Linked DNA regions of Homo sapiens: region 2 is linked to region 1. Evidence: read pairs that join two places in POLR2A ChIA-PET (ENCODE). Cell type or tissue: OCI-LY7. All regions are shown on one strand. Each heading gives the region's core, and the rest is flanking DNA. Links, peaks and the distances in the headings are about the cores only. Region 1 has its middle 76 kb from the start of HECTD1. Region 2 overlaps HEATR5A (HEAT repeat containing 5A).

The links. Peaks named below come from ENCODE experiments on the same cell type or tissue, not always from the same donor. Only the 100,000 strongest peaks of a DNase experiment are listed, where the experiment ranks them.
Region 2: POLR2A ChIA-PET joins it to region 1 with 7 read pairs; 6 of 35 experiments call an interaction of 5 or more read pairs at or near these places.

What each region holds. Positions count from the first base shown.
Region 1 is chr14:31,275,229-31,291,595 of GRCh38, reverse strand. It overlaps the pseudogene NARS1P1. Among named protein-coding and RNA genes, the nearest start is that of HECTD1, 76 kb to the right of the region's middle. In OCI-LY7, for the core only: a CTCF peak has its summit at 4,676; no DNase peak of the experiment used is centred there.
Region 2 is chr14:31,401,968-31,418,704 of GRCh38, reverse strand. It overlaps HEATR5A (HEAT repeat containing 5A), which reads left to right. Exons shown (of 36, transcript NM_015473.4): 2 at 15,656-15,855. The coding sequence starts at 15,730. Among named protein-coding and RNA genes, the nearest start is that of HEATR5A, 10 kb to the left of the region's middle. In OCI-LY7, for the core only: no CTCF peak of the experiment used is centred there; a DNase peak (open chromatin) is centred at 8,214; H3K27ac peaks cover 982 bases.

The DNA.
Region 1 (16,367 bases), core at 1-5,000:
ATGTCCTTTTCTCTCCTGTCTTCTGTCTGGTGATTGCCCACTCCTTTTAGGCCTGGCTTAAATATCACCTTTCCTTGGTAACTCTCCTTAACACTTCTTAACTTCCTCTTACACCAATTTAACTGCTTCCTCATCTGTGTTTCCATAGTGCTTAATACATTCTTGTATGCATAAAAAATCACATTGCAATTTGTGGTTTGTTTGTTTGTTTAAGCCAAGGTCTTGTTCTGTTGCCCAGGCTGGAATGCAATGGTGTGAACACAGCTCAGTGCAGCCTTGACCTACTATGCTCAAGTGATCCTCCTGCCTCAGCCCCCCAAGTAGCAGGAACTACAGATGTGTGTCTCCAAGCCTAATTTAAAAATTTTTTTTGTAGATATGAGGTCTCACTCATATGCTGCCCAGTCTAGTCTCAAACTCCTGAGCTCAAGCTGTCCTCCCACCTTGGCCTCCCAAAGTGCTAGGATTATAGGTGTGAGCCACCACACCCAGCTCACATTGCATTTTAATATTATCTTGTCTCCCTCTTAGACTGTACCACTTCATAGGGAGAAATTATGTCTTCTGTAACTTGGCTCACTTAATAGCTATTGAATTGCACTGGTACAGGATGGATGAGGACTCATAACTTCTTTGCCAAGGCAAATGCTGAACTAGGTTGTTCTCAGGATGTAACTAATTAATTTGACTTAGGGATTTTAAAAAAGTGTTTTGTCTGTTTTAGCTGTTTCATTTAGTTTGCTCTTACACATTAAGATTTCTACTCAGTACTCTAGTATCCTGAATTATTTGGATTAAAGGTGCTTATATGAACGTCAGTAATTAGGAAAAAAACCTTTTATGTCCAGTGTAATGGAATTAGGAAATTTGAGCTACTCTTAAATGTATCTCCTTAAATCGCCTTATTTAATACAACCCTGAACTATTAAATGTATCTTTACTGATAATGAAATTAAGGCTTAACAGCTGGGGTTTGAACTCATCTTTCTGATCCCAAGCATTCATGCTGGAGACAGGAAAACTGGCAATCCCGATTCCATCAAGGTATAGCTTTTCTCCTCTTTCAGCGCTCCGGGCTCCCTCAGGAGCCTTCCTCACTCTTTGTTGAAGATATTTTCAATTACATTTCTCCAAATTACAACTAAAAAGTCTTTCGCTAATAGAATAGGGGAAAAAGTTTTTTTTTAATTATTTTCTACAGCAGTTTCTTTTTTTTTTTTTTTTTTTTTTGAGATGGAGTTTCGCTCTTGTTGCCCAGGCTGGAGTGCAATGGCCTCTGCTTCCCAGGTTCAAGTGATTCTACTGCCTCAGCCTTCCCAAGTAGCCGGGATTATAGGCATGTGCCACCACATCTGGCTAATTTTGTATTTTTAGGGGAGACGGGGTTTGTCCATGTTGGTCAGACTGGTCTTGAACTCCTGACCTCAGGTGATCCGCCCGCCTCGGCCTCCCAAAGTGCTGGGATTACAGGCATGAGCCACTGTACCTGGCCTGCCCTCTACAGTTTCTATGGGAATAGATTATATGCTTAGATATTAATGAGTCTAGTTGTAATAAAGCAGTTGCATATTAATTAGCTTGGTAACGTTACAAATTAAAAATGTTGATTAGCAACTTGGATGAAACCATCAAAATGGTATAATATTTGTCTTGAGCTTAATTTTTTTTCTAAGAGGAGAAATAGAGACAAAGCTACTAGTTAAGTCATTCTATTTAGCCCATTGCTTAAAAGCTTATGTAAAATAACACTGGATATAACACCTTTCTGTTAATAAAATATTGAGTCTAAATTTTATATAAAACAAACTTCACCGTCAACTTAAGGGAACATTAAGGCCCTTGAAAAGATATAAGTAACTACTATAAAAGAGGTATGATGGTGAGGTTTGGGCTTAAAATTTATTTATTTAAAAAAAAAGTTGGCCGGGCATGGTGGCTCACGCCTATAATCCCAGCACTTTGGGAGGCCGAGGCGGGTGGATCACAAGGTCAGGAGATCAAGATCATCCTGGCTAACACGGTGAAACCCCATCTTTACTAAAAATACAAAAAATTAGCCGGGCATGGTTGCGGGTGCCTGTGATTCCAGCTACTTGGGAGGCTGAGGCCGGAGAATTGCTTGAACCCGGGAGGCGGAGGTTGCACTGAGTCAAGATTGCACCATTGCACTCCAGCCTGGGTGACAGAGCGAGACTCTGTCTCAAAAAAAAAAAAAAAAAAAGCTATGAGTATAGCGCTAAGGGAGCCCAGAGAAGAAAACTGGAGCTTCCAAGATCAACTTTATGGAAAGTATCATATGATACAGGCCTAGAGAATAGGACTTAATGGAATAGATACATAACTCAAGAGTACTTTTTTTAACCAATATTTAAAATTGTTTAATTATATATATATAATCCCAAAATTATGGCCCATTATTAGATAAAATGCTGAAATGTATTCCTAACTACAGAATTATGTACCACATATTTCCCCAAAACTTTGTTTTTTGTTTGTTTTCTGAGATGGAGTCTTGCTCTGTCGCCCAGGCTGGAATGCAGTGGCGTGATCTCAGCTCACTTCAACCTCCACCTCTCAGGTTCAAGCAATTCTCCTGCCTCAGCCTCCCAAGTGGCTAGCATTACAGGCGTGCCCCACCATGCCTGGCTAATTTTTGTAATTTTTTTTTTTAATAGAGATGGTGGTTCACCGTGTTGGCCAGGCTGGTCTCAAACTCCTGACCTTAAGTGATCTGCTGGCCACGGCCTCCCAAAGTGCTAAGATTACAGGGCTGAGCCACCACACCCAGCCTGGGCTACTTTTTATGGTATTAGGAATAAAAAAGAGAAAATGGAAACAGTTTTACCCCAGTGGAACAAGAAAGGGAAGATTCTGGCTTTTTATATTTGGGGGTTTTTTGTTTTTGTTTATTTTTAAAGAGGCAGCCTGTTTCTTTCCTGAACCATATTGTTTCTTTTATGCTTCAGAAGTAATCAGTTATGGCCTGCAGCACTGGACAAATCAATGGTATAAGCATGCATCTTAGATGTGATAACTTCAGAATCCAAGAGAAGAATCATCCCAAGGGCTGGACACAGTGGCTCACACTTGTAATCACAGCAATTTGGGAGGCCAAGGCGAGAGGATCTCCTGAGCTGAGGAGTTTGAAGTTACAGTAAGCTATAATTGTGCCACTGCACTGCAGCCTGAGCTACCAAGTGAGACCCTATCTTAAAAACATAATTTTTTAAGAAGAATCATTCTAGGCCCAAGTCATATCCTCCATGATGACATATACCATATTTTCTCTGATCTGTATTCCAGTAATAGGGAGTAGGGTCAATCCCTTCCTTTTTATAAACCTGCAGGCATTTCTTCATTATCCCAGATATGCATTGATCCTCCCACAGTCTCACCAACATTCAGCATCAACACACTGACAGATTCAGTAAGACAGGAATGCTCAGGATGTCAGTGCATATAGAAGGACTTGATCACAGGAAATCAACACAGCAAGATTGGTTCATTAATGGTGTTGTCATCAGTCTCAGGAGCTTTTGGGACTTTTTCTCCAAATTCCCAGGAAGTTCCATATCTTTTCTTTATATTGTGTTTTAGCCACACCATAGCATCTGTTTAAAAGGCCGTTTGGTGGGCTTAAAGTAAGGGTTCAGGTTATATATTCATTGCCAGTGACTTAAAGACTACCACATCACAAACCAAGCCCTCCAATCAGTTCAGGAGGCCCTCAAAGGTCAGAAAAGGGCACCCAGCTTCCACATGAGTGTATTCAGCCAAGTGCCTTCAAATTCTGGATGCTCTGCCCTGTATGACTGTGCAATACAAAAAAACATCTAGGGCTGGAATGCATGTCTCCTGGTACAACTAAGAGAACTAAGTCAAAAATGTCTCTTCATGGGCTGGGCACAGTGGCTCACTCCTGTAATCCCAGCACTTTGGGAGGCCAAGGCAGGTGGATTGCTTGAGCCCAGGAGTTTGAGATTGGTAACAACAGGAGGTAGAGAAACTCTAGGCAGACAACAGCAGGTCCCTGATGAAGCCCCACCCTCGTGGAAAAGCCATGGCCCAAAGTGAGAACTTCTATCCCTGTTTTCCCACTCAAATGTTGCCTTTTCCTAAACCATCCATGGTCCACCCCCCATCCTGTGCCTATAAATACCCCAGACTCAGCCGGCAGAGAGGAGAAGCAGCTGGACATAGGAGACTACAGCTGGACATCGGAGAGAAGTGGCTTAACTTCAGAGTAACAGCTTGGTGACATAACTTTGAAGAAGAATCTGGCCAAAGACAGCTGGACTTCAGGGGAAGATTACCTACCCCCATCCCCTTTAATCTCCCCTTCCCACTGAGAGCCACTTCATCAGCAATAAAATCCCCCACACTTACCATCCTTCAATTTGTTTGTGCGACCTCATTTTTCCTGGATGCTGGACAAGAGCTTGGGAACCACAGGCGCGGAAACAAAAGGGCCCACGGACCTGTTAACACCTGAGCTGTCCATGGACAGCAGAGCTAAAAGAGCACTGTAACATGCCCTCTGGGGCTTCAAGGGTTGTGGGCACCACCTCCCCAGTCATGCTATGGGGCCTCAAAAGTGCTCACCCCAGCTCCTGCACATGCTCACCTGTGCACTCCCTCCCACATGGGGAGGAATGCAGCAGGTCCAAGTGAGTGGAGTTTGCCCCTGCTGGCACCAAAGTGAACAGCAGGTTCCAGCACTCGTGCACTCCGGTTCCCACCTTGTTCACTCACATGCTCCCTCCCATGAGGAGTCGAGAGCTATAGGCTGAGTAAATGAGGCACCCCTGTTGCCAATCCCACGAAGAGGTCAGGGAAATATCCCGCTTCAAGACCAGCCTGGAAAACATGGCAAAACCCCATCACTACTAAAAACACAAAAATGAGCCAGGTGTAGTGGCACATGTCTGTAATCCCCATTACTTGGGAGTCTGAGGCACAAGAATCGCTTGAACCTGGGAGGCTGATATCACGCCACTGCACTACAGCCTGGGTGACAAAGCAAGACACTCTCTCTCTCAAAAAAAAAAAAAAAAAGAAGCCTCTTCCCCCAAATAGTCGTTTGAAGAGTGTAACACCAGTCTGGGTAACATAGTGAGACCTGGTCTCTACTGAAAAAAGAAAATCTGCTAGGCATGGTGGTACATGCCCATAGTCCAAGCTACTTAGGAAGCTGAGGTGGGAGAATGACTTGAACCTGGGAGATGGAGGCTGCAGTGAGTAATGATTGCACCAGTGCATGCCAGCCTGGGTGACAGAGTGAGACCCTGTCTCAAAAATAAAACAAATAAAAAAAGTGTAGCACCACCTTCTGCTGGTATTTGCACTATTTTTGGAGGAGTAACGTCACAGTACCCCCATCAAAGAAGTGATCTCTAAAGCACCTGGTGGCCATGGATCGTGCTTTTCAGAGTTTGAACATGTTTTCTCCGAAGATCATCATGTGTCTGTTGATCTGGATGTCAACAGCAACCAAGAGTCTTGTAACATTAATTTTAAGAGAAGAATTATCTTTTTTGCAGCATCCTAAAGAATTCCCTTTATCTTTATTATAAGATTTTTCATTACGAGGGAAAAAATTCAGCCCTCAAACTACTGAACTATTAAAAAACCCACTAAACTATGATAATGTTAATGCAAAATTGAAAATATTTGAAATAACTGTATATTCTTGAAAAAAAGTACAATACTAAAATGTTGTCATTTTGGCCGGGCATGGTGGCTTACGCCTGTAATGCCAGCATTTTGGGAGGCCGAGGCAGGCCAATCACTTGAGGCCAGGAGTTCGAGACCAGCCTGGCCAACATGGTGAAACCTTGTTTCTACTAAAAAAATAAAAATTAGCCATGTGTGGTGGCCCACACCTGTAATCCCAGCTACTCGGGAGGCTGAGGCAGGTGAATTGCTTGAACCCAGGAGGTGGAAGTTGCAATGAGCTAAGATTGCACCACTGCACTCCAGCCTAGGCAACAGAGTGAGACTCGGTCTCAAAAAAAAAAAAAAAAAAAAACTTGTCGGTTCTGGTAGTTTAATGATTGCCTTGCATTCTGTCATTTCTGGTGGTTTAATGATTTTGTGTATGTATCTTTCCAGAGCCCATTACTATTTATAACTATAAAATCAAGGTAATTATATATATTGCATCTTCTCCATCAATTGAATATACTTTCCTCTTTACAAATAATTTGTTAGCTCTTTTTTTTCTTTTTTTTTGAGACAGAATCTCACGCTGTCATCCAGGCTAGAGTGCAGTGGTATAATCTTGGCTCACTGCAACCTCAGCCTCCTGGGTTCAAGCAATTCTCCTGCCTCAGCCTTCCAAGTAGCTGGGTTACAGGTGCCCATCACCACGCCCAGCTAATTTTTGTATTTTTAGTAGAGACGGGGTTTCACCATGTTGGCCAGGCTGGTCTCGAACTGCTGACCTCAAGTGATCCACCCGCCTAGGCCTCCGAAAGTGCTGGGATCACAGGCATGAGCCACCACACCCAGCCTAATTTGTTAACTCTTGCAAGACCTCAATTATTCAGGAGAAATTATCTCTGTTTGCTAGAAATATAGTTATCTAACGGCTGGCTGGCTGGCAGTGATCAATTAATGAATTATACCCATGTTGGCCTATCTGTTTACCAGCCTATTTAATTGATGTCTGGGCTAGTTAGCTTTGAGGAAATTTTGTATTGTGATATAGAACTGGAACATATCCAGTATAGACCACAAATACAATCCAGGTTGCATAAATTGAAAAGTGTAGCTTCCTTTAATTGTTTTTCTCTTTTGTTAGGACTCCTGCGCTATCAACTGGGGCATTATAAAATTATAATTCCACAGTCTACTTGAGGAAAATTCCTGTGTCCACATATCATCCTTTAAGTAGAGAGTGTATTTCAAAAAATTAACATTTTTAAAATGATTCTTACTATTCCAAGTATTCTGTATTTTTTGAGATAGTAAGAAGTCATAGGCTGGGCACGGTGGCTCACGCCTGTAATCCCAACACTTCGGGAGGCCGAGGTGGGTGGATTACTTGAGGCCAAGAGTTTAAGACCAGCCTGGCCAACATGGTGAAACTCTGTCTCTACAAAAAAATACAAAAATTAACCTGACGAGGTGGTGCATGCCTGTAGTCCCAGCTACTCAGGAGGCTGAGGCAGGAGCATCACTTGAACCTGGGAGGTGGAGGTTGCAGTGAGCTGAGATCGCGCCACTGGGAGACAGAGCAAGACTGTGTCAAAAAAATGAAAACATAAAAATGAAAAAAGAGGTCATTGCTGCCAATGAAAAAGTGCTGTTGACAATGTTTTTGCTTAATTGGATCAAAATTTAATCTTTTTCCTGGAAAAATACCTACAGGCCAAAAAACTTTATAAGCAGAAAAACAGACACAAGACACAGAAACACACACACATGTCAGAAATAGCAGACTGCTTTATAAAATATTCCAAGAAAGAACAAAACAAATGAGATTTTTTAACAGCAAAGTATGCCGGTGACACAGCAAAAGCAGCTTTGCTAGTGCTATTATTGGAGGAAGTACAAGTGGCCCCAGAAAGAAAACGTGCATGTGCAACCAAAACTGATGGCCTCGGCTGAACAATGAACTCTATAAGTCCCACTGTTTTCTCTGTTAATTACTGCTTTCTTGGGAAAGTTTTGGGCCTTCTGTTTTATATTCAAATGCTGGAGGAGTGCTCACCACTCTCTGAATTGCCAGGGTAACTGGGCTTCCCACATCCTTTCCCTCTCTAGTGGTGTCAAGTACTAGAAACACATCATCTAGATCTTTGTTTAAACACAAAAGCTCCTTAAAAATAGATTTTCTAAATTATGGAAATGCTTTTGTTTCAGTGGTCAACAGATCAATTGTGAGTCAACATCAGATGAGAAGTGGTTCCTATTCTCCACTTCCTATTCTGCAGTCAGCTGTAGTTATCATCATTTGCTACAGTTTTCATTGCAGATGCTTTCTCTTTTCAATAATAGTGTGATCATTGTGATTCTCAATGATGTATAAAAAATTTGTAGAATTTTCTACAATGAATATGTTCCCTTAGTTGATAGATTTATATTCTTAACAGTACTGGGACTTCCAGAAATCACCCTAGATCCTGTCTCTAGGAAAGCACATGCCTAAACCATTTAGAACAATTCTTTTTTTTTTTTAGACAGGATCTCACTCTGTTGCCCAGGCTGGAGTGCAGTGGCATGATGATGGCTCACTGCAGACTTGACCTCCCTAGGCTCAAGTGATCCTCTCACCTCAGCCTCCTGAGTAGCTGGGACTACAGGCGTGCATCACCATGTCTAGCTAATTTTTTGTAGAGATGGGCACATATCACCCTTTAAGCAGACAGCATATTTCAAAAAAACATTTTAAAAATGATTCTTACTATTTCAAGAATTCTGTATTTTTTGAGCAAATAAGAAGCCATAGGCTGGGCATGGTGGCTCATGCCTGTAATGCCAGCACTTTGGAAGGCTGAGGCGGGTGGATTGCTTGAGACCAGGAGTTGAGACCACCCTGGCCAACATGGCAAAACACTGTCTCTACTAAAAGTATAAAAATTAGCCAGGCATGGTGGCTAATGTTCACCGTGTTACCCAGGCTGGTCTCAAACTCCTGGGCTCAAGCCATCTGCAGGCCTCGGCCTCCCAAAGTGCTAGGATTACAGGTGTAAGCCACCTCGCCCAGCCCATTCTATTCTAAAAGATTGGAAGTTTTCATTGTTTTTTCTTGATAACCTATTTAGCGTATCTCATTGTGTGAATAATGGAGTAGTTATGAATTCTTTTTTTTTTTTTTTGAGACGGAGTCTCACTCTGTTGCCCAGGCTGGAGTGCAGTGGCACGATCTCAGCTCACTGCAACCTCCGCCTCCTGGGTTGAAGTGATACTCCTGCCTCAGCCTCCCGAGTACCTGGGATTACAGGCATGCACCACCACACCCAGCTAATTTTTGTATTTTTAGTAGAGATGGCGTTTCACCATGTTGGCCAGGCTGGTCTCAAACTCCTGACCTCAGGTGATTCGCCCGCCTCGGCCTCCCAAAGTGCTGGGATTACAGGTGTGAGACGCCGCGTCCAATCAAAGCAATTTCTTTTGAGGTATGATAGGGCATGTGACGACTTCAGGAACGGCTGGATTTTTTGGGGGGGGCGGGGGACTGAGTCTCGCTTTGTTGCCCAGGCTGGAGTGCAGTGGCACCATCTCGGCTCACTGCAACCTCCACCTCCCAGGTTCAAGTGATTCTCCTGCCTCAGCCTCCTGAGTAGCTGGGACTACAGGCGTGCACTACCATGCCCATCTAATTTTGTATTTTGTATTTTTAGAGAGGGGTTTCACCATGTTGGCAGGCTGATCTCAAACTCCTGACCTGAAGTGATTAGCCACCTCCACCTCCCAAAGTGCTAGGCATGAGCCACCATGCCTGGCCCATAATCATCTTTTCTATAAGCATTTAAAAGTGTCTGTTTTAGTTTCCTAGGACTGCTGTAACAAACTACCATAAATCCAATGGCTTTATGCAATCAAAATTTTGTTTTCTCCCCATTCTGGAGGCCAGAAGTCTGAAATCAAGGCCTAGGCTCACTTCAAAGGCCCTAGGGAAGAATTCTTTCTTGCCTCTTCTAGCTTCTAGTGTTCCAGGTATTCCCTGGCTTCTAGCGCCATAACTCCAAGTCTCTGCCTCCATCTTCACAAGGTTTCCTCCATCTGTCTCTCTTCTATGTGTCTCTCATAAGGACAATTTTAATTGGATTTAGGGCCCACCAGAATAATTCAGGATGGGCCCTAAATAATCTCCTCTCTAGTTCCTTAATTATTATACCTACAAAAGCCTACTTTTCCAAATTAAATCACATTCACAGGTTCTGGAACACGGACATACCTCCTTAGGGGCCGTCATTCTACCCACTACAGTGCCCCAAATTCCTGAATTCCAGACTCAGCATTGCAATGAATACAGCAGTAGCTCTTATTCATCAAATACATTATTTATTTTCACTTGCTCAAGCAGATTTCAACCAAGCTACTTATCAAGAAGTCAGTTACATGCTGAGACAACTGGAAAGGCACATGCAAAAAAAATGAAATTGGACCTTTACCTCACACATATACTAAAGTTACACGAAAATGAATCAAAGACCTAAATATAAGCTAAAACTGTAAACCTCTTAGAAGAAAATATAGACGTAAATTTCCGTGACTTGGATTTGGTAATGGTTTCTTAGATATAACACATAAAGCACAAGTGACCAGAGAAAAAGGAGATAAATTGGACTTCAAAATTAAAAACTTTTGTACTTCAAAAGACACCATCAAGAAAGTGAAAAGGCAACACACAGAATGAGAGGGAGAACTTGGCAAATCACATATCTAATAAAAGTCTAATATCCAGAATATATCAAGAACTCTTAAAACTCAACACTGAAGGCCGGGGGTGGTGACTCATGCCTGTAATCCCAGAACTCCAAGAGGCTGAGGCGGGAGGATCACTTGAGCTCCAAGAATTCAACACCAGCCTCGGCAACATGGTGAGACCCTGCCTCTATTTTAAAGAAAATAAAAGAAAAGAAAACTCAATACTGAAAAGACAATCCAATTTAAAAATGGGTAAAGGATTTAAATAGACATTTCTTCAAGGAATATAATAGATGCTCAATAAGCAAATGAAAAGATGCTCAACATCATTAATCATTAGGGAAATGCAAAACCACAATGAGATGCCACTTCACATCCACCAGGATGGCTGTGTGAACACCAGTATCTGAGACAGGCCTCGGTTAATTTAGAAAGTTTATTTTGCCAAGGTTGAGGATACACACTGGTGACACAACCTCAGGAGGTCCTGACAACATGTGCCCAAGGTGGTCAGAGCACAGTTTGGTTTTATACATTTTAGGGAGACATGAGACATCAATCAACATATGTAAGATAAATATTGGTTCAGAAAGGCGGGATAACTCAAAGTGTGGAGGGGGATTCCAGGTCATAGGTAGATAAGAGACAAATGTTTGCATTCTTTTGAGTTACCTGATTAGCCTCTCCAAAGGAGGCATTTATCTGATTAGCCTCTCCTTTGGAGAGGCTATCTCAGTGAACAGAGGGGTGAGTTTGAATAGAATGCGAGGCAGGTTTGCCCTAAACAGTCACCAGCTTGACTTTTCACTTTAGCTTAGTGATTTTGGGGCCCCAAGATTTAGTTTCCTTTCACATTTCCGCCTTCTCTTTTAAAAAAATCTTTTGGAGAAAGCATTTTAGAAGAAAATGAGTCTCTGGTTTCAGGCTTCATCTGATTCCTAGACAGGTAGGTCCAGAGATATTAGGAAAGCTCATTTTTAGCAGGTTGTGAAGTTTCCTGTCCTATGAAGAGAAAGTAAGAGGAGGAAGGGAGGAAAACAACAAGAAACAAAAGAAGAATCCTGGAAAATCAATATAAGCCACATTACTCTGAAGTTCATACATCAGTAGCAGGTATGAAAGTGGCTGATATATGTAAATAGGTTGCTGTTATTTTCTTCTGAAGTTTAAGTTGTCTAGCTTCAGTTCACAGGGCTTTAAGAAAGCACAGCTTAATTTTTGGTGACTCCAAATTAGGAAAAATGGGGGAAAAAAGAATGAAAAAAATTGAAAACATTATTTTGAAGACTTCTAGCCAAAAAAAAAAAAAAAAATCAGTCCAAACTGTAGAAAATAATAAAAATTGAAAAACATTAGGCAAGACTAGAATCTAACAACAGGTGAACTATAGTTTTTGAAACATAAATTTTCTCTCTCCAGTTTCCCATTTTTGCTAAAGACAAATCATAGTGGGACTGATTTGCTTTATTATACTTGGCCTGATTATTTGTATACAGTGCAGCAAGAATATTTTTTTTTTTGAGATGGAATTTCACTCTTGTTGCCCAGGCTAGAGTGCAATGATGCAAACTTGGCTCACCACAACCTCTGCCTCCCAGATTCAAGCAGTTCTCCTGCCTCACCCTCCTGAGCAGCTGGGATTACAGGCATGCACCACCACACCTGGCTAATTTTGTATTTTTAGTAGAGACAGGGTTTCTCCATGTTGGTCAGGCTGGTCTCGAGCTCCCGACCTCAAGTGATCCACCCACCTTGGCCTCCCAAAGTGCTAGGATTACAGGCGTGAGCCACCACGCCCAGCCATAATTTTTTTACATAGTCTTTTAAATTGGCTTCGATGGAACATTGTTTCACTGGTCAGGAACCCGGTACATGGACTGTGTAGACAAAGGTATGAGGCCACTTTTCCCAAGGGGTTTTTATTGGCTCTATTAGTCGTTTGATTCCTTAAAGGAAAGTACACCATTTCAGTCAAAGCCTTGATAAAATAACCAGTTTCTCCAATTGTGTCCTACTACAAATGAACACAGATTCTTATTGAACTTATGCAAATAACCATATTGCCAAAAGTTAAGAATACTCACAAATAGTTCCCAAATTCTGGAGAAATCAGGTAGAAAGAAACAAATATGCTCCAAATTTTGTTCATAGGAGTATACTTCCTTGTTAAAAGTTGACAATAGCTCAAAAGAAATGTTTCCTTGACTCTGAAAAAACAAAACAAAGGATCAGAAATGTTTTAATCAAAGTGTCAAAAAGACTACTTCAGTCCTCTATCAGTTCAGTCCATGCAGTTAATTCCTGGTCTACTTCATTTTCATGAATATTTCAGCTCTCCATGAGTCCTGAAAGTTTTCCCTCAATTCTGATGTCACAGTCTCCAAAGTTATCAGAAACCTGCATTCAAGAGCACCTTTTAGGCTGGGTACAGTGGCTCATGCCTGTAATCTCAGCACTTTGGGGAGGCCGAGGTGGGTGGATCACCTGAGGTCAGGAGTTTGAGAACAGCCCAGCCAACATGGTGAAACCCTGTCTCTACTAAAAATATAAAAATTAGCCAGGTGTGGTGGTGGGCACCTGTAATCCCAGCTACTCAGGAGGCTGAGGCAGGAGAATTGTTTGAACCCGGGAGGTGGAGGTTGCAGTGAGCCAAGATTGTGCCATTGCACTCCAGCCTGTCTCAAAAAAAAAAAAAAAAAAAAGAGCACCTGTTAGCACTTGTTAGAGTTTTATTGATTATAAAGCCACCTTATAAAGAGGACCAAACCAAGAAAACAATTGTCTGTGGATGACAAAAAGTTTTAGGGCAGCCATAGTAAAAAACACAACTGACAAGGAAATTTTTTGCCTCTGTGGCAGACAATAATTTAACATAATGATTACAATTATCACTGATAATGTATACTAAGTCATATCAGAATTATAGGAGTTTCCCATAATTTTGGAACACATACCAATAACATATTTATACAAATACAGCCCAAAGAAAACCAAACACCATTTCATATTTGACAGTGCTTCCTGTATAATTTTTATACCAAATAAGACAAATTATGTCATTTTTGGACTTTAGGGAACCTAATATCTTAAAGGATTAATTAGGTCAGAAAAAGACATAACACACACACACACATATATATGTGTGTGTGTGTGTATATATATATATATATATATATATATATATATTTTTTTTTTTTTTTTTTTTTTTTTTTTGAGACAAAGTCTCCCTCTGTCACCCAGGCTGGAGTGCAGTGGTGCGATCGTGGCTCACTGCCACCTCTGGCTCCTGGGTTCAAGCAATTCTTCTGCCTCAGCCTCCCAAGTAGCTGGGACTACAGGCATGTGCCAACACACCCAGTTAATTTTTGTATTTTTAGTAAAGATGGGGTTTCACTATGTTGGCCAGGCTGGTCCCAAACTCTTGACCTCAGGTGATTCACTGCCTTGGCCTCCCAAAGTGCTGGGATTACAGGCATAAGCCATCGCACCTGGCCAATACATAATTTATAATTTGATTCTGGGTTGTCAAATATCAAAGGTTTAAAACACTTGGTATCACACTCATTGTAAAATAACTCATTCATTTGACCAAAGTGATAACTCGGGGATTAAAAAAAAAAGTGAAAACCTTCATTCATTGAGGAGACTTAATTTTTATAAACAATCTATAAAATTTTAATCTTGACCATAAGATATAACTTCCATAAGCCTTTTATAAACATTGTAACCTTTATTAAGGAGTCACTTAATGCTTCAAGAAACCTTGTTGATCTGACACAGGGGCCCATATGCTGGTCTTGCATCAGTGTGCCTTTCACATTATTGATTAACTTATAGAGAAACTGAACTTATTTTATTCCTGAAAATTGGCCCTTACAGTGTCACACACCCACCTCTTCCACAATAGTCCCTGGGCCTTGTGGAGTTGAATAGCTTTAAATTCTGACCCTGTGTCACAGGAAATGCAGTTTATTTTGATTGGCATCTTCCAGCAGGCCTGAAGATGAGCCTTTAATTGCTGTCAGAGTTTAGGATTTCTCAGGACTTGGTGTCCTTTTTAGACCTAGGAGTCAAAGCCTTGTAACTCACTGTCACAAGGACTTTAAAAGCACATACGAGGGCTGGGTGTGGTGGCCCACACCTGTAATCCCAGCACTTTTGGAGGCTGAAGCAGGCGGATTGCCTGAGGTCAGGAGGCAAGCGGATTGCCTGAGGTCAGGAGTTCAAGACCAGCCTGGTCAACATGGTGAAGCCCCGTCTCTACTAAAAATACAAAAATTAGCTGGGCATGGTGACGTGCGCCTGTAGTCCCAGCTACTCAGTAGGCTGAGGCAGGAGAATCGCTTGAACCCAGGAGGCGGATGTTGCAGTGAGCTGAGATCGTGCCATTGAACTCCACCTTGGGCTATAAGAACAAAATTCTGTCGAAAGAAAAGAAAGAAAGAAAGAAAGAAAGAAGGAAGGAAGGAAGGAAGGAAGGAAGGAAGGAAGGAAGGAAAGGAAGGAAGGAAGGAAGGAAGGAAGGAAGAAAGAAAGAAAGAAAGAAAGAAAGAAAAAGAAAGAAAGAAAAAACATTGTTATCATCAGGCCACAACAGCAAACACAACTCAAGGAAATAAACTTATATGAGCTGGAAATGAGTTGAAGGAGAGTGTTACTATTTTGCGCCCTTTAAAAGGGTTAAAAGGGGACAGAAAATGAAAATGGTGAGATCCAATAAAGGTGAACGTTGAGTTAAAAAAAATTAAAATCTCTTGGCCGGGCACAGTGGCTCATGCCTGTAATCCCAACGCTTTGGGAGACCAAAGTGGGCAGATCATAAGATCAGGAGATCGAGACCATCCTGGCTAACACAGCGAAACCTCGTCTCTACTAAAAATACAAAAAATTAGCTGGGTGTAGTGGTGGGTGCCTGTAGTCCCAGCTACTCCGGAGGCTGAGGCAGAAGAATGGCATGAACCCGGCAGGCGGAGCTTGCAGTGAGCCGAGATCGTGCCACTGCACTCCAGCCTCAGTGACAGTGTGAGACTCTGTCTCAAAAAAGTAAATAAAAATAAAAATAAAAAATAAATTAAAATCTCTCATAATTTATTAAGAGTAAATCAATCCCTTAAGAAAATTTCATTGTTGTAACCAATTATATAGTGTATAAGATTTTTTATACATCAAGCCCAGTCTCTGAAAAGACCATTATAATTTCACTTTAATTATAGACAACTTGATCATATAAAAGTTTTTTTTAATAAATCTTCTTATTGTGACTTACATAGACTGTTCATGACATGCTTTGACTTTCTGGTTTGTCCTGAACATCCTTCTTTCTTAAACAGTCATTTTATTCTAGGACTAAATTTGCCACACAAGATTCTTTCTCATATGAAATTATTTTTCTTTATGTTTTCTTACCAAAAAAAACTAAAAAACCTCTTTATTTTTATAACTTTTTTTTTTCCTTTTTTTTCAAGATGGAGTCTCATTCTGTCATCCAGGTTGGAGTGCAGTGGCACAATCTCAACACACTACAACCTCCACCTCCTGGGTTCAAGTGATTTTCCTGCCTCAGCCTCCGAAGTATTTGGGATTACAGTCGTCCACCACCACACCTGGCTAATTTTCATATTTTTAGTAGAGATGGGGTTTCACCATGTTGGCCAGGCTGGTCTGAAACTCTTGACCTCAGGTGACCCGTCTGCCTCGGCCTCCCAAAGTTCTGGTTCTGGTATTACAGTTGTGAGCCACCATGCCTGGCTTATTTTTATAACTTTATTTACATCTCTCTTATTTCATGATTCTTTTTAGCTTGGCTTTTTTTTTTTTTTTTTTTTTGAGATGGAGTTTTGCTCTTGTTGCCCAGGCTGGAGTGAAATGGCATGATCTTGGCTCACCACAACCTCCACCTCCCAGGTTCAAGCAATTCTCCTGCCCCAGCCTCCCGAGTAGCTGGGATTACAGGCATGCACCATCACGCCCAGCTAATTTTGTATTTTTAA
Region 2 (16,737 bases), core at 6,232-11,231, 120 kb before region 1:
AGAGTTTGAACAATCCTTTAATGAGACCACAGTCCTCATATAAATAACACTTCTGCTTTTTCAGGAGACATTGAGAAACTGTTATTAAATCTCATTTGAGAAATCAATTAACTGGGGCCAAAAAACTTAGTAAAGACTTGCCTGTGTCACTTAATTAGATCCCTTGTCTAGTTCTAGTGTTAAATTTTTGAATTAAAATAGTGCTCAGCAATCTACAGCCTGTGGGTCAAATCTGCTCTGCTGGCAGTTTTATAAAAGTTTTATTGAACACAACAATGCTCCTTCGTTATGGCTGTGCATGTTTTGTTTTTGAGTAGTTGTGATAGAGACCGTATGGCTCCCAAAGCCTAGAGTATTGTCTGGTCCTTTACAGAAAAAAATTAGTGGACCCCTGAACTAGAGCTCTTAAGTGCTTAATCACTAAATCTTTTGTAGGAGGAAATAGATTAAATTCAGTTTTAATTCTTCTGTTTGTTTGTTTGTTTTTGTTTTTATCGAGACAGGGTCTGGCTCTGTAGCCCAGGCTGGAGTGCAGTGGCGCGATCTTGGCTCACTTGCAAGCTCTACCTCCCCGGTGCAAGTGATTCTCCTGCCTTAGCCTCCCGAGTAGCTGGGAGTACAGGCATGCACCACCACGCCAGGCTAATTTTTGTATTTTTAGTAGAGACGGGATTTCACCATGTTGGCCAAGCTGGTCTCCAACTCCTGATCTCAGGTGATCCGCCCGCCTCGGCCTCCCAAAGTGCTGGGATATTACAGTCATGAGCCACTGCGCCCAGCCTCACTTTTACTTATTAATCTTGGTTTTTCATTATAATGTCAGGTAATTGTAGGACTCATAAATGCTTCTGGATCTGCAGTGTGTAATGATAGAGGAAGGGCATGGTTTTTCTGCTACATTTACCTAGTGTAAAGTTTTATAATTTTGGCAACTCTCTCCTTTTTTTTTTTTTTTGAGATGGAGTCTCGCTCTGTCCCCCAGGCTGGAGTGCAGTAGCGCCATCTAGGCTCACTGCAACCTGCGCCTCCTGGGTTCAAGCGATTCTCCTGCCTCAGCCTCCGGAGTAGCTGGGATTATAGGCGCGTGCCACCACGCCCATCTAATTTTTTTTTCTTTTTTTGAGACAGAGTCTTGTTCTGTCACCCAGGCTAGAGTGCAGTGGCGCGATCTGGGCTGCTGCAAGCTCCGCCTCCCGGGTTCACGCCATTCTCCTGCCTCAGCCTCCCGAGTAGCTGGGATTACAGGTGCTAGCCACCACGCCCGGCTAATTTTTTTTGTTTTGTTTTTTGCTTTTGTTTTTGTTTTTTAGTAGAGATAGGGTTTCACCGTGTTAGCCAGGATGGCCTCCCATCTTCTGACCTCGTGATCCGCGTACCTCGGCCTCCCAAAGTGCTGAGATTACAGGCTTGAGCCACCGCCCCGGCCAACTCTAGCCTTTTGTAAGTCTAGGGAAGAGGAAGAGTTTTTATATTTTCTCTAGCAACTGTGTTAAGTTTTAATTTAGATCTGGTATGGGAAATTTTTTTCGTTTAGTAAACTTCTCTCTTTTTACTATGCCATTCATAGGGTTTATCATAAGCAGCAGTAAGGTACCTTTACTCAAAGCAGGGTTTTTTTTGTTTTATTTATTTGTTTATTTTTATTTTATTTTATTTTTTGAGACAGAGTCATTGGAGTGTACTCAAGCGATCCTTCTACCTCAGCCTCTGAGTAGCAGGGACAACAGGCACATGCCACCATGCCCAGCTAATATTTTGTATTTTTTGTAGAGAGGCGGTTTTGCTATGTCGCCCAGGCTGTTCTCGAACTCCTGGGCTCAAGGAATCCCCTCATCTCGGCCTCCCAGAGTGCTGGAATTACAGGTGGGAGCCACCACATCTGGCCTCAAAAGAGTTTTTTAAACAGGAATCTAGTGATTCCTAGTTGGTCATAAGGTCAGACAGAATATTATTGGAAGTGTAACTGAACAAGAAATCAGACATATTTACAGTGAGAACCAAATGGAAAGTTAGCACTCTTTAAACAGATACCTAACAGATTGAAACAGGAGTATATATCCTGAATCATGCTTGGGCTTTTTTTTCTTTTTTTTTTAATGGTAACAACACAAAATATTTATTTCTAGAAAAGAAGCATAATATGGCCATATTAAAGCACTATATTAATTATTTGCCTAAGAAATTGGAGCTGGTTATGTGACAAAAATGAAGGAAATCTTGAAGAAGGTGATAATTTTAAATATTTAAAGCTGTACATATACTTTTGCCAATCTTAAAACCATCGACCAGATGCGGTGGCTCATGCCTGCAATCCTGGCACTTTGGGAGGCCAAGGCGGGCAGATCACTTGAGGTCAGGGGTTTGAGATCAGCCTGGCCAACAGGGTGAAACCCCGTCTCTACTAAAAATACAAAAAAAAAATTAGCCGGGCGTGGTGGCCGGTGCCTGTAATCCCAGCTACTCAGGAGGCTGAGGCAGATAATTGCTTAAACTCGAGAGGTGGAGGTTGCAGTGAGCCGAGATCGTACCACTGCACTGCAGCCTAGGCGACAGAGCGAGACTCCATCTCAAAAAACAAAAACAAAAATTAGCCAGGCATGGTGGTACACGCCTGGAGTCCCAGCTATTCAGGAGGCTGAGGTGGGAGAATCGTTTGAACCCATGAGGTAGAGGTTGCAGCGAGCTGAGATCCTGCCACTGCACTCCAGCCTGGGCGACAGATTGAGATCCTGTCTCAAAAAAAAAGAAAAGGAAAAAAAAAAACCCATAGTATGGTGCTAATTTTACTAAATTGTTGTTTTATGTGTGTAATGTATTTTTTCAGTAACTTAGTTGTCCTGTATTGCCCAAGTAATGCTTCTTAATGGGTAAATATACAATAGCATTTATATACTTTTCTGTTGCATTTGGAGGTTTCTACATGTTGAATATATGCATATTTGTGTGTCTGTACACAAAATAATACCTTACTCGAAACAAGTAATAACACCTTTTTTATGTAAATAAAATTACCAGAAAACTGAAGTTACCCATTGAATCACCAAAACTCTTAAAAAACTATTTTGGGAGGAAATCAGAAAAAAAGCAAAGCAGATATACACGTACAAAATCCCTTAGTTCTAATTCTGGAGTCTAAAAGGCTCTGAAAAGTTTTTTTCTTAATTCATTTGGTAGCAAAACATGACCTGAACTGATGCAAAGGTATTTGCAGTCATTATCCCATCGTATGTGAATATGAATCTGCCTATCTTTTGCTGCAGAAATATCAGTTAGTTTGATTTACAGAGTGCTGCTCCAGACAATTGTGGGGATTTGATGGAATAGATGGTATGTTTACTGTATTCCATGAGTAGGACATGAAAGTGGCAGTCAGAAGGCAGAATAATACGGAGTTATTCCAGGGAGCTGTAGTTGCAAAGAGCCTAGCTGGACATCTGGCAGGGAGTGAGAAGCAGTGCCTGCCAAGGAAAGCCCTCAGGTGAGGCTCCAAGAGGTTAGAAATTTAGCTAAATTTTAGGTTAGGTAGCTAAATTTTATGAGGTAGGTTGTGAATTAAAAGTAGGAACCAGCCGGGCGTGGTGGCTCACGCCTATAATCCCAGCACTTTGGGAGGCCAAGGCAGGCGGATCACCAGGTCAGGAATTCAAAACCAGCCTGACCAACATGGTGAAACCCTGTCTCTACTAAAGATACAAAAATTAGCTGGGCATGGTGGTGCGCGCCTTAATCCCAGCTACTCAGGAGACTGAGGCAGGAAAATCACTGGAACCTGGGAGGCAGAGGTTGCAATGAGCTGAGATGGTGCCACTGCTCTCCAGCTGGGGCGACAGAGTGAGACTCTGTCACAAACAAACAAACAAACAAATAAATAAATAAATGTAGGAACCATGAGGAAGAGCCAGGACATTAGACCATAGTGTGGATTAAGGGTGAATCTGTGAATTCTAACTGGGATGTAAGAGACATGAACAATTAGAGGAGAGGGAAAAGGAAGATTCCAAAGCAGGTAGAGTCTAATGCCTAAACTTGGAAGTCCTAGATAGCAGATTGCACAAGCAACAGATGCAAGGATTGACTCATTTTTAAAAGGGGGCAAGAATTTCTGGCCTCTCCTGTAAACCCTGATGTGCTGGAGGAATAATGGCATCTTGTACACTTTGCACCTGTATTAAGTAGCCCTATATTGCTCTGCTTTTAAAAATATCTATATTCAATATTATTTGTCTCTTTCATCACTGTTAGCTTCCTGCTCTTAGTGGGTTTGCTCTTTTACTTTTAATGTGTTTCTCTATCTAGAATCCAAATAACTGGATTATTAGTCATGTCTAAACTAAGAATGAATAGGCTTTGATGGATTTATGTCAGTAAAATCCACGAGTTCTGAAACAATTGCTCTATAGACTTTGTTTTTTTACTTCCTGTTACTGGAATCTCAGTTAGGTACCAAGTAGTGTGATTGCTAGCTAGTGACTTTCAGAAGAGTGTGGTGGGAGATACAAGAAAAGTAAAACTTCTTAACTTAAAATCTGCCTCTGGCATTCCTAAAGGTCCAGAATGAAATCCCCCTTCCATGGAGAGATGGGAGAATTGGTGTGTGGAATGAAGCATAATAAAAATAGTCAAGAATAGCCAAAGACTAAACTAATACTTTTAGTACTTATTGATTTGCCGTCTAGATGGAAAGGGCTCTCTGAAAGCTGATGTCTCTGGAAGACATAACACTAACAAAAAGCCTCAAAGTACTGGAGACATAAAAGTGAAGTGATGAGAAAGAACAACAAAGTTAGAAGGACTGGATGCTTCACCAGCTATGGCAATAACTGTATTAGTAATAGCAGTGATTACTGTAGAGACTATATGAAGTAGTTGAAAGAATGTGGACGTTTAGACAGACAGACATGGACATTACCTTCTTCTTCCACTTAAGTAGCATTTCAGCCTCGGACAAATTTCTTAGCTCATTATCTTTCTATGTAAAATTAGAATAATAATATCTTAAGTTTCAGTATTACGAGGATTAAATGAGATAGTGAATTAAAAGGTTTTAGTACGTAGATCCTCAAAAAATAATCATTTTTCTGTCACTGACATCTTAGAGTTGGTTCCTACTGCTCAGTCTTATCCCCTCCCACCCCCCAGAACACTTTCTTTTACGCTTCCGGGGTGTTCTCTTTTGTAATCTGGAAGGAGAATTGCTACACACAGTTATAGTCCAATTAGGGCTCCCACTGGCAATCTCGCCATCATGGAATCCAGCTTCTACCATTTTTCTCATTCCTTACAATAACATGCAGTATTTTGGAAAAAAAAAAAAAAAAAGAAGGCAGAGTAAATTCAGTCCCCAACCTGTAACCCTTTTTCACCCCACTTCTTATAAATTTCTTGTCCCGGTGTTAAATTCTTTGTCTTGGTAACTCCTGTTTCTCTCCTACTCCACCCTGACTTCTCCATCCTAATAAGATGTGCTCCCCATCAGTTCTTAGAGCAGTGTGTATTTGCTGTTCATATTGCTTTGTATTATGCAGTGGTGAGCGGCAACATTCTTCCCGTTCCTACCAAGTTTGCAGGAAATATTCTTGGCATCTTGGTACACTGAATGTGTTTTCATTATATATTACAATTAGAAGTATTAGTGCCGTGCCTGGGGTTCGTCATAAGTTAAGTTTTTGTGGTACGAGTTAGAAAACATGGATTCATTTGACTGTGGGAATTCGTATTCAGAATTCCGTAAATCAAATTTTAAAATATATAGTACAACAAGCATTTTTAGTTTGTAAAGGATGTATATGTGAAAGTTACTTACAATTATAGAATAACACAAATTTTTTTTGAGATGGAGTTTGGCTCTTGTTGCCCAGGCTGGAGTGCAATGGCCTCATCTTGGCTCACCACAACTTTCACCTCCCAGGTTCAAGCGATTCTCCTGCCTCAAGCCTCCCAAGTAGCTGGGATTACAGGCGCCTGCCACCACGCCCAGCTAATTTTATATTTTCAGTAGAGACAGAGTTTCTCCATGGAACTCCTGACCTCAGGTGATCCGCCTGCTTCAGCCTCCCAAAGTGCTGGAATTAACAGGCGTGAGCCACTGCACCTGGCCACAGACTAACACAGATTTTTATGTGAATTGATAAATCTTAAATATACAAAGTTAAAACATCATATATTTGTCTTCTTTTTTTTTTTTTTTGAGATGGAGTCTTGCTCTGTCACCAGGCTCCCGAGTAGCTGGGACTAGAGGCACGTGCCACCACGCCCAGCTAATTTTTGTATTTTTAGTAGAGATGGGGTTTCACCATGTTGGCCAGGATGAGCTCAATCTTGACCTCGTGATCCACCCGCCTCGACCTCCCAAAGTGCTGGGATTACAGGCCACCGCACCTGGCTGTCGTCTTTTTTCTTTATTTACATCTTTATGAGAAGATTCTGTTTATATAGATAATTTGATCCAAAATACTAATCAGAAATGCCCTCTTTTAAGTAGAAGTATGACATTGATAGTCATTGATAGTGGAAATTATATATCCTTCTACTAGCAATAAATCATTTCAGGCTGCATGCAGTGACTCAACGCCTGTAATCCCAGCACTTTGGGAGGCCAAGACGGGCAGATCACTTGAGGCCAGGAGTTCGAGACCAGCCTGGTCAACATGGTGAAACCCTGTCTCTACTAAAAATACAAAAATTAGCCGGGCATGGTGGCACATGCCTATAATCCCAGCTATTTGGGAGGCTGAGATACGAGAATAGCTTGAACCTGGGAGGCAGTGCTTGCAATGAGCCAAGATTACACCACTGCACTCTAGCCTGGGCAAGAGAACGAGACTGTCTTAAAAAAAAAGAAAGAAATCATTTTATAATATGAACAAAAAAAATTTTAAATTTTTTTGACGTATGCTAGTCTTTAATGATTAGTATTTCAAAGATTGTATTCTATAGAACACCAATTCTATGAGATTCCTGGCTGGGAAAAAAAGAAAAAGGGAGTGGAGGAGAAGCCTATGGTTAAAACATGTTTAGAAACATCAAATGCTCTATCTGCACACCCTCTTGGCAGTACATAGTGCACATTACCATGTTACATGTATGGAGAAACTGGTGAAGAAAACTGACAACGAGGCATTTCCCAAAACCATTTCAACTTGGATTTCCCCCTCTTCCCACAGAATACATGTTTTCATTCTTCTGGCAGCATTCCACAAAGTACTCTTGGTAAACACTGCTTTATCTGAAGGTTTCTCTTAACATGTAAAACTTCTGCACTCGTAGTTTTCTTTACTTTTTTTTCCTCCCATTAAGCCTTTTGCACTCCTGTGCATTTGTAGTTTTCATGGTTTTATATGACAGCCTAGTATTCTTTGAATATGTCAAATTTAACCATTTCTCTTGTGTTGGACTTGTAAGTTCTTTTGAATTTTCACTGGAATTACAGTTAATTACAGTGCTGTAATTAATACTTTTATACTTATATTTTCCTTTTTCTTATGAATTTTCAAAAACTGGATGTTTTTGTCAAATGGTTTTGATATTTTTGTAACCTCTGATAAATAATATTTTTTTCTAAAAGAGTTGAACCATTTGTACTGCCACTGTTTATATTAAACTATCAGCTTTTCTAAAATTTCAGCATTGGCTATAAAAGTTTTTGCATTTTTCATATTTAGATTTAATATGCATAGGTTTGAACCACTCAGCTCAATCAAATTATTTCCTATTGAGCTTAAATCATTATTATATTGTTAACATTTCAAATTTTTAACTAATGATAGCCAATTTATTTGTAGGGTTGTTATAGAGAATTAGAAAGACTAATATTAAGGTCATACAGAATAATATCCTAAGTTTGAATTTCATTTTCAGAGATTTTTCTGCTGTTTTCTGAGGCAAGTGATTTTTTTTAGCCTAATTTTAAAGTATTTTATTGTAGAAAGAAGGAAGCAAGATATTTCAGATTCAAAGATGGAATTGATACAGACAAGATTTTTAAATTATCAAGTTTTAACTGTGTTAAAGAACTCTAACATTATAAATGACTTGCTTCTTATCCATTTTACCCTAAAACTAATAAAGTGTACCAGTTAAGTGTCAGCAAACCAGCTTTAGGATTCTGCCTAGAGATGTATAAAGTACTGTAACAAAAGGACTTAATTTTCTTTATACCAGGGGCAGCCTTCTTTAAGCAACATCTCAAGTGTGGCCTAATGCTCTGTGTAACTGGTGAGTTCCTGTTTTTGTAACGTATAATTTTGCAAAGCCTAAATCACAAATGAAAATCTGAGGTCAGGGTAGAATAATCTAGCTTCCTTCTAGATGAAAGCTAATTACTGTATTTTTGGGAGAGGTTTAGATTTTAGGATTTATCTGTGTTTCTTGAATTGTGGGAGTTCTTGACAGTTGGGGTTTTTTTTGTTTGTTTACTTCATGCTTTTTGTTCAGAACTGAGGAACTAAGACTATAGGGTGAGTTGAAGCTGTTACGGTGTCTTTTAGAGAAGTAAAAGTCAAAGAAAAATAATTGAAATTTAAGTCTGAGACGTATCCCAACACTTCAGGTACTTGATACATTCTGGAATTAGTTTCATTTACTGTTTAGTAACTTTTTTGTTTTGTGAATTATTTTCATGCTCCAGAAGGAAGACACTAACAAACCAATCCAATAAACCTATCTTATCTCATGTCCAATGTCCTCTTTGATTATTTGTGATTTTTCCCTTTTCCGCCCTTGAAATGATATAATCATTTTAAGGAACTAAAATGACCAAGAAGATTAGAATACTTTTTTCTCCCAATAAATTTCAACATATGTTTCCGTCCATACCAAAATAGACCTGTAAACTCTAGAGAGAGAAAATTATATTAGCAGTTTCTATCAGGACCAGAATAATCAGCAGCCTGTATATTTGTTGACATTGTTGAAGGTGCTTACACTGTCATGCCTAAATAAAATTGAAGTTAACTCATTTCCAAATGAATTAAAACCAACCCTTGTTGATAATATGGTTGGTTTTGTTTGTTTTGAGACAGGGTCTTGCTGAGGCTGGAGTGCAGTGGCGCGATCTTGGCCCACTGCAGCCTCCATCTCCCTATCTCAAGGGATCCTCCCACCTCAGCCTCACGAACAGCTGGGACTACAGGTGTGCACCACCACACCCAGCTAACTTTTGTATGTTTTGTGGAGACAGGGTTTTGCCATGTTGCCCAGGTTGGTCATGAACTCCTCGGCTCAAGTGATCTGCCAGCCTTGGCTTCCCAAAGTGCTGGGATTACAGGCATGAGCCACTGCGCCTGGCCTGATAATACGGTTGTTAACTGCTCTTAGATGTGGTTTTGGAGTAAGTTACTTTAGAAAAGAAAACTCTGAGGCCGGGCATGGTGGCTCACGCCTGTAATCCCAGCACTTTGGGATGCCGAGGCGGTTGGATCACCTGAGGTCAGGAGTTCAAGACCAGCCTGACCAATATGGTGAAACCCTGTCTCTACTAAAAATACAGAAGTTAGCCAGGCCTGGTGGCATGTGCCTGTAGTCCCAGCTGCTCTGGAGGCTGAGACAGGAAAATCACTTGAACCCGGGAGGCGGAGGTTGCAGTGAGCCAAGATTGTGCCATTGCACTCCAGCCTGGGCAACAGGGTAAGACTCCATCTTTTTTTTTTTTTGAGACGGAGTCTCGCTCTGTCGCCCAGGCTGGAGTGCAGTGGCGGGATCTCGGCTCACTGCAAGCTCCGCCTCCCGGGTTCACGCCATTCTCCTGCCTCAGCCTCCCGGCTAATTTTTTGTATTTTTAGTAGAGACGGGGTTTCACCGTTTTAGCCGGGATGGTCTCGATCTCCTGACCTCGTGATCCGCCCGCCTCGGCCTCCCAAAGAAGACTCCATCTTTATAAAAAAGGAAAGAAAAGAAAACTCTGGCCCTAGAATATTGGTGCCCTGCTGGTTCCTTTTTCTATTAGTAGTCAATAATATACATATGTGTTACTCTAGGCTAATAAAGTCACTAGGCTTAATACAGAGCCAATCGAAAGGAAAGAATACTATGCAAAGTACAGACATTAGTACATACACTATGTCTGACATTTGAAGACTGGTACTTAAGTTGAATCACATAAATTGTCAAGCCAGCCTTTTTTTTCACCTATAAAAATGGCAGTTTCATATAGTTCAACTTACTCATAGCTTAGTGGTTCTTCAATTTTTCCATTAAAATAGTATTCTTATCAGCAAAAGGGAGTGATTTTTGTTAAAGGACATCTAGAAAGGCATTATCATTCTCAGGATTTCTTTGAAGTCTCATGTTTTATCTTGAAGTGTTTTATTAATTTTGCCTTCTATTATGCATAAATCTGTATTTTAATATAAAATAATGTTAAAAATTAATGCTTAGGGAAAACTTTAAGTAAAATTTGACCCTTTAGTCTAAATTTGACCTCTAGCATAGTAATATGCTTCATAATCTGTTGGCACAATGCTGGAGTTATCCCAATTTGAAAAGCATAATTTGGATGTTACCTTGGTACCTTAGGTCTAGTTTGCAGTGCCTACTTTTCTCAACATAAAAGACCTCTGGTATGAAAATGATGACTGAGTAACTAGGAGTATCTGTCATGTACAAAGTACAGACAGTTTTGAGAGAAGCAAATAGTGCCCAGAGAAATACCTAGTCTAAAAGCATTTAAATACCTTTATAACTTAGTTCAGTTATTGGCTTTAGGGTAAGCACATACAATGTTTGGCTGTAAAGTAATGGAATTAACATTCTTGTGTAGCTTTTAAAAATACATTAATAGGGCCGGGCATGGTGGCTCACCTCTGTAATTCCAGCACTTTGGGAGGCCAAGGCGGATGGATTACCTGAGTTCAGGAGTTCGAGACCAGCCTGACCAACATGGTGAAACCCTGTCTCTACTAAAAATACAAAATTAGCCAGGTGTGGTGGTGGATGCCTGTAATCCCAGCTACTTGGGAGGCTGAGGCAGGAGAATTGTTTGAACCTGGGAGGTGGAGGTTGCAGTGAGCCGAGATCGCACCATTGCACTCCAGCCTGGACAACAAGAGTGAAACTCCATCTCCAAAATACATATATATATATATATATATATATATATATATATATATATATATATATATATAAATAAAATAAGTGATGATAACAGGTACATGTTAATGTTTCTCCTTGGAACAGTTTGCTTAGGTCTAGAAGTTGCTAGGTGCTGGCAGCATTTTGACTAATACTTCATACTATATTGCATTCATGGAGAGTCATAATATACATTAACCTAATTAAATAGCCTGAGAAATCTTGTAGGTAAAAATCCCTAACTTTGTCTTAATGCAAGATTCCCAAGTTTATTACACCAAGGAACCTGATGTTCTGTCTTTGGGAAACAGTGTACTCTAGTTCCGTATATCCACAAATGGTGTACAAAATGTAAGCTTTTTAAAAAATGACTTGCTTTGGGTTTGTTTTTTGATCACGGCTTGCTGTTGCCTCAACCTCCTGGGCTCAAGTGATCTTCTTACCTCAGCCTCCTGAGTAGCTGGGACTGCAGGTGTGCACCACCATGCCCAGCTAATTTTTTTATTTTTTGTAGAGATGGGGGTCTCATTATGTTGCTCAGGCTGGTCTTGAACTCATGGGCTCAAGCAACCCTCCTGCTTTGTCCTCTCGAAGTGCTGGGATTATAGGCGTGAGCCACTGTGCCCGGCCCTACTTCTCGCTTTTTTTTTTTTTTTTTTTGAGACAGAGGTTCACTCTTGTCACACAGGCTAGAGTGCAATGGAATGCAATGGCGTGATCTTGGCTCACTGCAACCTCTACCTCCCGGGTTCCTGGGTTCAAGCGGTTCTTATGCCTCAGCCTCCCGAGTAACGGGGAATACAGGGATATGCTACCATGCCCGGCTAATTTTTTGTATTTTTGGTAGAGACAGGGTTTCACCATGTTGGCCAGGCTGGTCTCGAACTCCTGATCTCAGATGATCCACCTGCCTTGGCCTCCCAAAGTGCTAGGATTATGAGCGTGAGCCACTGGGCCTGGCCTAACTTCTCACATTTTTGAGGAGCTTGATTGGATGAAAGGGTGGCAGCATAGTATGTTGTGGTTAAAACAAATCTTATCTGAAGTCAGATTGCTTAAGTGCACACCCAGGTTCTGTGTGACCTTGGGAAAGTCAGTTAGCTTCTCTGTGCTTCAATGTCCTCATCTGTAAAATAGGGCTAATCAAAATAGCTGCTTCATGGACAATTTGGCAGATTATTCAAGGAAATAATGTAAAGCACTTAGAGTACTGCTTAGACTATAATAAGTAAGCAGTAAATATTAGCTGCTTCTGTTAAATATAGCTGGCATTACATTTGGAGCAGCAGGTTTATGAAATCCTTTTTTCAAGTGGCAACTAACTATACTTTGAAAAATATATTTAAATATATTGACATATGTGTTTACTTGTAGGAAATCACCTTATAATCTCAACAGAAACATAAGGGAAACTAAGAGAAAAATTAGAAAAATAAGCATTTCTCAGGTATATGTAGGGTTGTGGTTATTTTAAAACGTATAGCAGATAACATTGACTGAATTTGTATTCATCTTCCTGATGAGGTAAGACTTCAGATAAGAGCAGCAGCCATCTGTTTGCAAAATGCCCTTGCTTATCACATTGGTAGTGCGAATGTGGAGCTCTCAGGTGCATTTTAGACTTGTGAGTTTTAGATGCGAGATTACCAACATGAATTGTCTACTTCCTTTAGGAGTAATTTACATAAGGAATGTATTGAGGGCATTAGAGATGACTTTATGACCTGCTTATGATCTCAAGCTTTTTACTGAATAATTTATCATCACATTGTGTTAGCTATTTTGCTTCTTGATAGATCATTTTACACCACAATATTGCTGGTGCCTAAGGAAAAAAAATGTCTCTTCAGCAGATCTTAATGATTTCTAGAAAGGGTAATTTGATTCTGAAGATAGGATTTTGACTTGCCCTGGTATTAATAAGAAATTTTCTCTATGATACTGTGGTTATTTCCACCCCCCAAACAATCATAGATACTAAGTGCAAACTTGCTTTTCGCCTTTTCTGTATTTAGTAGGGTTCTTCCAGAAATTATTTCTGTAGCATTTATTAACTGTATCCTTAATTGTGAATATTTTGGCTAGTTCACTTTGATAATTGAACAAAGGAAAGGAGGGTTTTTTAAAACAAGCTAGAATTTTTGTTGCTTCAGTAAAAATGAATGTTTAGCAGCATTGTTTATATTCCTTTTTTGTTGTTGTTCAAGACAGAGTCTCACTCTGTCCCCCAGTCTGGAGTGCAGTGGTGTGATCCTGGCTCGCTGCAACCTCTGCCTTCAGGGCTCGAGCGATACTCCTGCCTCAACCTCCCAATCAGCTGGGACCGCAGGTGCACACCACCATGCTTGGCTAATTTTTGTATTTTTCGTAGAGATGGGGTTTTGCCGTGTTGCCCAGGCTGGTCTCAAACGCCTGAGTTCAGGTGATCTGCCTGCATTGGCTTCCCAAAGTGCTGGGATTACAGGTGTGAGCCACCACACCTGGTCACATCGTTTATATTCTTTGTTCTGTAAAAGTGACATTTTTGAAAATGACCTAATATTTTCTTTCTCTTTCGTCTTTTTTTTTTTTTTTTTTTGGTGGAGACAGTGTCCCACTGTTACCTAGGCTGCTCTCAAATTCCTGGCCTCAGCAGTTCTTCTGCCTGGGCCTCTCAAAGTACTGGGATTACAGGCATGAGCCATCGCACATGGCACTGGACCCAGATTTTTTCTTTTTTTTATTTTGAGACAGGGTCTCACTCTTCACCAGGCTGGAATGCAGTGGTGTGGTCATGGCTTACTGAAGCCTCCACCTCTCTGGCTCAAGTGATCCTCCTACCTCAGTCTCACAAGTAGCGGGGACTACAGGCACGCGCCACCATGCCTGGCTAATTTTTAAATTTTTTGTAGAGACAAAGTCCGTCTATGTTACCCAGGCTGGTCTCGAACTCCTGGACCCAAGACTCAAGCGATCCTTCTGCCTCAGCTACCCGAAGTGCTGGGATTACAGGTGTGAGCCACTGTGCCTGGCCCTGGACCCAGATTTTTATGTGCAATCTTCTTATGTTTAAATGTTAGCCCCAATGCATTGCAGGCAGTCTTGACCAACAGGGAACCAGTTTGTGACTACTGTCTTTTTATTAAAGAGGCTTTTTTCAGTTATATTATAATTATGATGAGCTGATATTCTAAGTAATTTCAAACAGGTAAACTGTTGGAGAAAAACATGAAAAAATGAAAAGCCTTTCCCAAGTCTGTCATCTAATTTTCTAATACCTCTTTAGTTACTGGCTTCTCTGTAAAAGTATGAGGTTTGTTTAGGGAAATGTAAGATATGTATTTTAAATATTTTAGTTAAATTAGCCATAGCATTTTATCTACATTCCTATGAAATTCCAATTAACATGTTTCTATTTAGGTACACTAGTGAATAGGAATACCCATCTTTTGTATATGATCTGGTACCTTCTATGTTCTTTAATGTTCCTGATGATAGCTGCTACTCCTGCAAGTAGTAGTATTTTTTAATAGCCAACTTGTGTTTTATTTCTTAAATAATTTTTTCTACTTTTTGTTGTGCTTTTTAAAATGTGGAAAAATGAAGAGTAGTGAAATGATCACTCACATACCCACTACCTGTATTCGGCTGTTAACATTTTGCCATATTTTATGGTTGAGTGCACGATTTAACCATTTAAAAAGTAAGTTGCAGTAAAGCATCCATGTCCTAAAAATAAAAAATTCTGTCTAGTAATCACAATTCCATCTTATAAATTTGTATGTTAATGTGAATATGTATGTATATACATACACTTATATGCTGCGTGTGCTCTGTAACAGCACTAAGGTGTACCCAGGAGATGCTGTTGAATAAAACAATAATTTTACAAACCCTGTGTCTTCTGTTGATTGTTTGCTACAACAAAATTAAGGCTGCATTGGATCTAGGTCAGAGCAGATATGATCTTGATTGCTATAATTCCTGGACAATACCCATTTAAAAAAGTTTGCTCTCACAAGACTTTCAGAGATAAGCCTAGTTAAGACTGGACTCTCCTAAACTCCCAGCCTGAAACTATAAGCAATGCCTTTATTAGGCTGGGGGAACTGATGCTAATGGGCTTAAGTCCCTCTTGGATCTCCAGGTAAATGACAGGGCATGTACCTAGCTAGGCAAAGGCTCAGAGAGATGGCAAGCTTTACTATAGAATTCTAGTAGAAGGTCTGGATGTTTGGTGTCATTTGTTAATATGTACCTATTACCCATTTTAGTAAGTTACTTAAACTACAAAGAAAACCCAACACAGAATAAACAGCCTAATCTTAAAATTTTCAGAATTTTAGTGGAATGTCTCTTCTGTTTAGCAAGTTTTTGCATACAAATGCAAATATTGCTACTCTATTTTTGCCTGTCTGCTTGAGTACAGAATATAAGGGTGGATTTTATGTCAGTGTTAACTAGAACATTATTGGGATTTTCCCAGATTCACCCTAGAGCATTTATAAAAAATGTATACATTTAATTATGTTTTCACTTTTCTGATTTCCGTTATGATTGCCTTCCTTTTTACCCCCCTTTTAAAATACATTATTTTCCTGTATTGCAGATTTTTATTGTTAGGTATATTGACCAAAGTTTAACGAGAAGAACTGTGATCAGCTGGGAGGATTGCTGCAAGGAATGGAATTAGCTCATAGCTTACTGCTGAATGAAGAAGCATACAATCAACTAGGTGAAGTTCAGAAGGCAGAGTTTATTTTTGAGTGGTTGAGATACTTGGAGAAGCTCTTGTTGGCAACCAGCAGGGTGGGTAAAATGACAACATCTGTTTTTTTGTTTAAGTGCCCATGTTTACTTCCTTTGGTTTGCTTTTCTAGTTTTTTCCAGAATAACCTAATTTAGCTTTACAATGTTAGACTTTGTTAAAACTTAATGAAGTATATTACATTTTTTGTTCCCTCATCAGAATTTTTATTATTAGAAGAAGTTTTCGCTATTCAGAAAAGCAGGAAGAAATTAGCTAATGTTTTTGGTATTACTTTAAAAATATATGAAACACCAACTACAACTACTTTCTATTATACTTCGTTTTTGTTATGGTCTGCATCTATGTTCCTCCGTGTACATAAAGCCCTGGTACAGTATAGTGGCTAAACAATGTAGTGGGAGTTTCACTTTAAAAAGGTATGAAGACTTGAGGTGTATGAATTCAAGAGCCTATGGATAAACAGATTCCCTCTTCAAAGCTTATGACATGAGTGTGAAAAAGGAAAACTGATCACTCATACCCTTCACCTACATTCAGCAATTAGTAACATTTTGCCGTGTTTGGTTGATTAATTTACTAAGCCATTGAGGTGGCACTTTACTTTTAGCCTACGTCTCCTAAAAATAAGAACATTTTTTCACATAATCACAGTACTATATGCAGTTCCAAAGTGGTAGAAAAACACTACTCATGGAGACATTTAGAATTTAACAGAAGACATTTTATTTATGAATTTAAAATAGTAGCATTCCAAAACACATTCTTGTTCTGAGACAACAGGGAGCTGTGTGACTCTAGTTATCAAAATATTTGACAAGTTTGCTGATCTTTAAGAGAGGGAAAAAAAGCAACTTCTAGATTTGGGGAAAAAAAAACAAAAGACAAAATTCTATACACTGACAAATATTTTATTGTGGAAT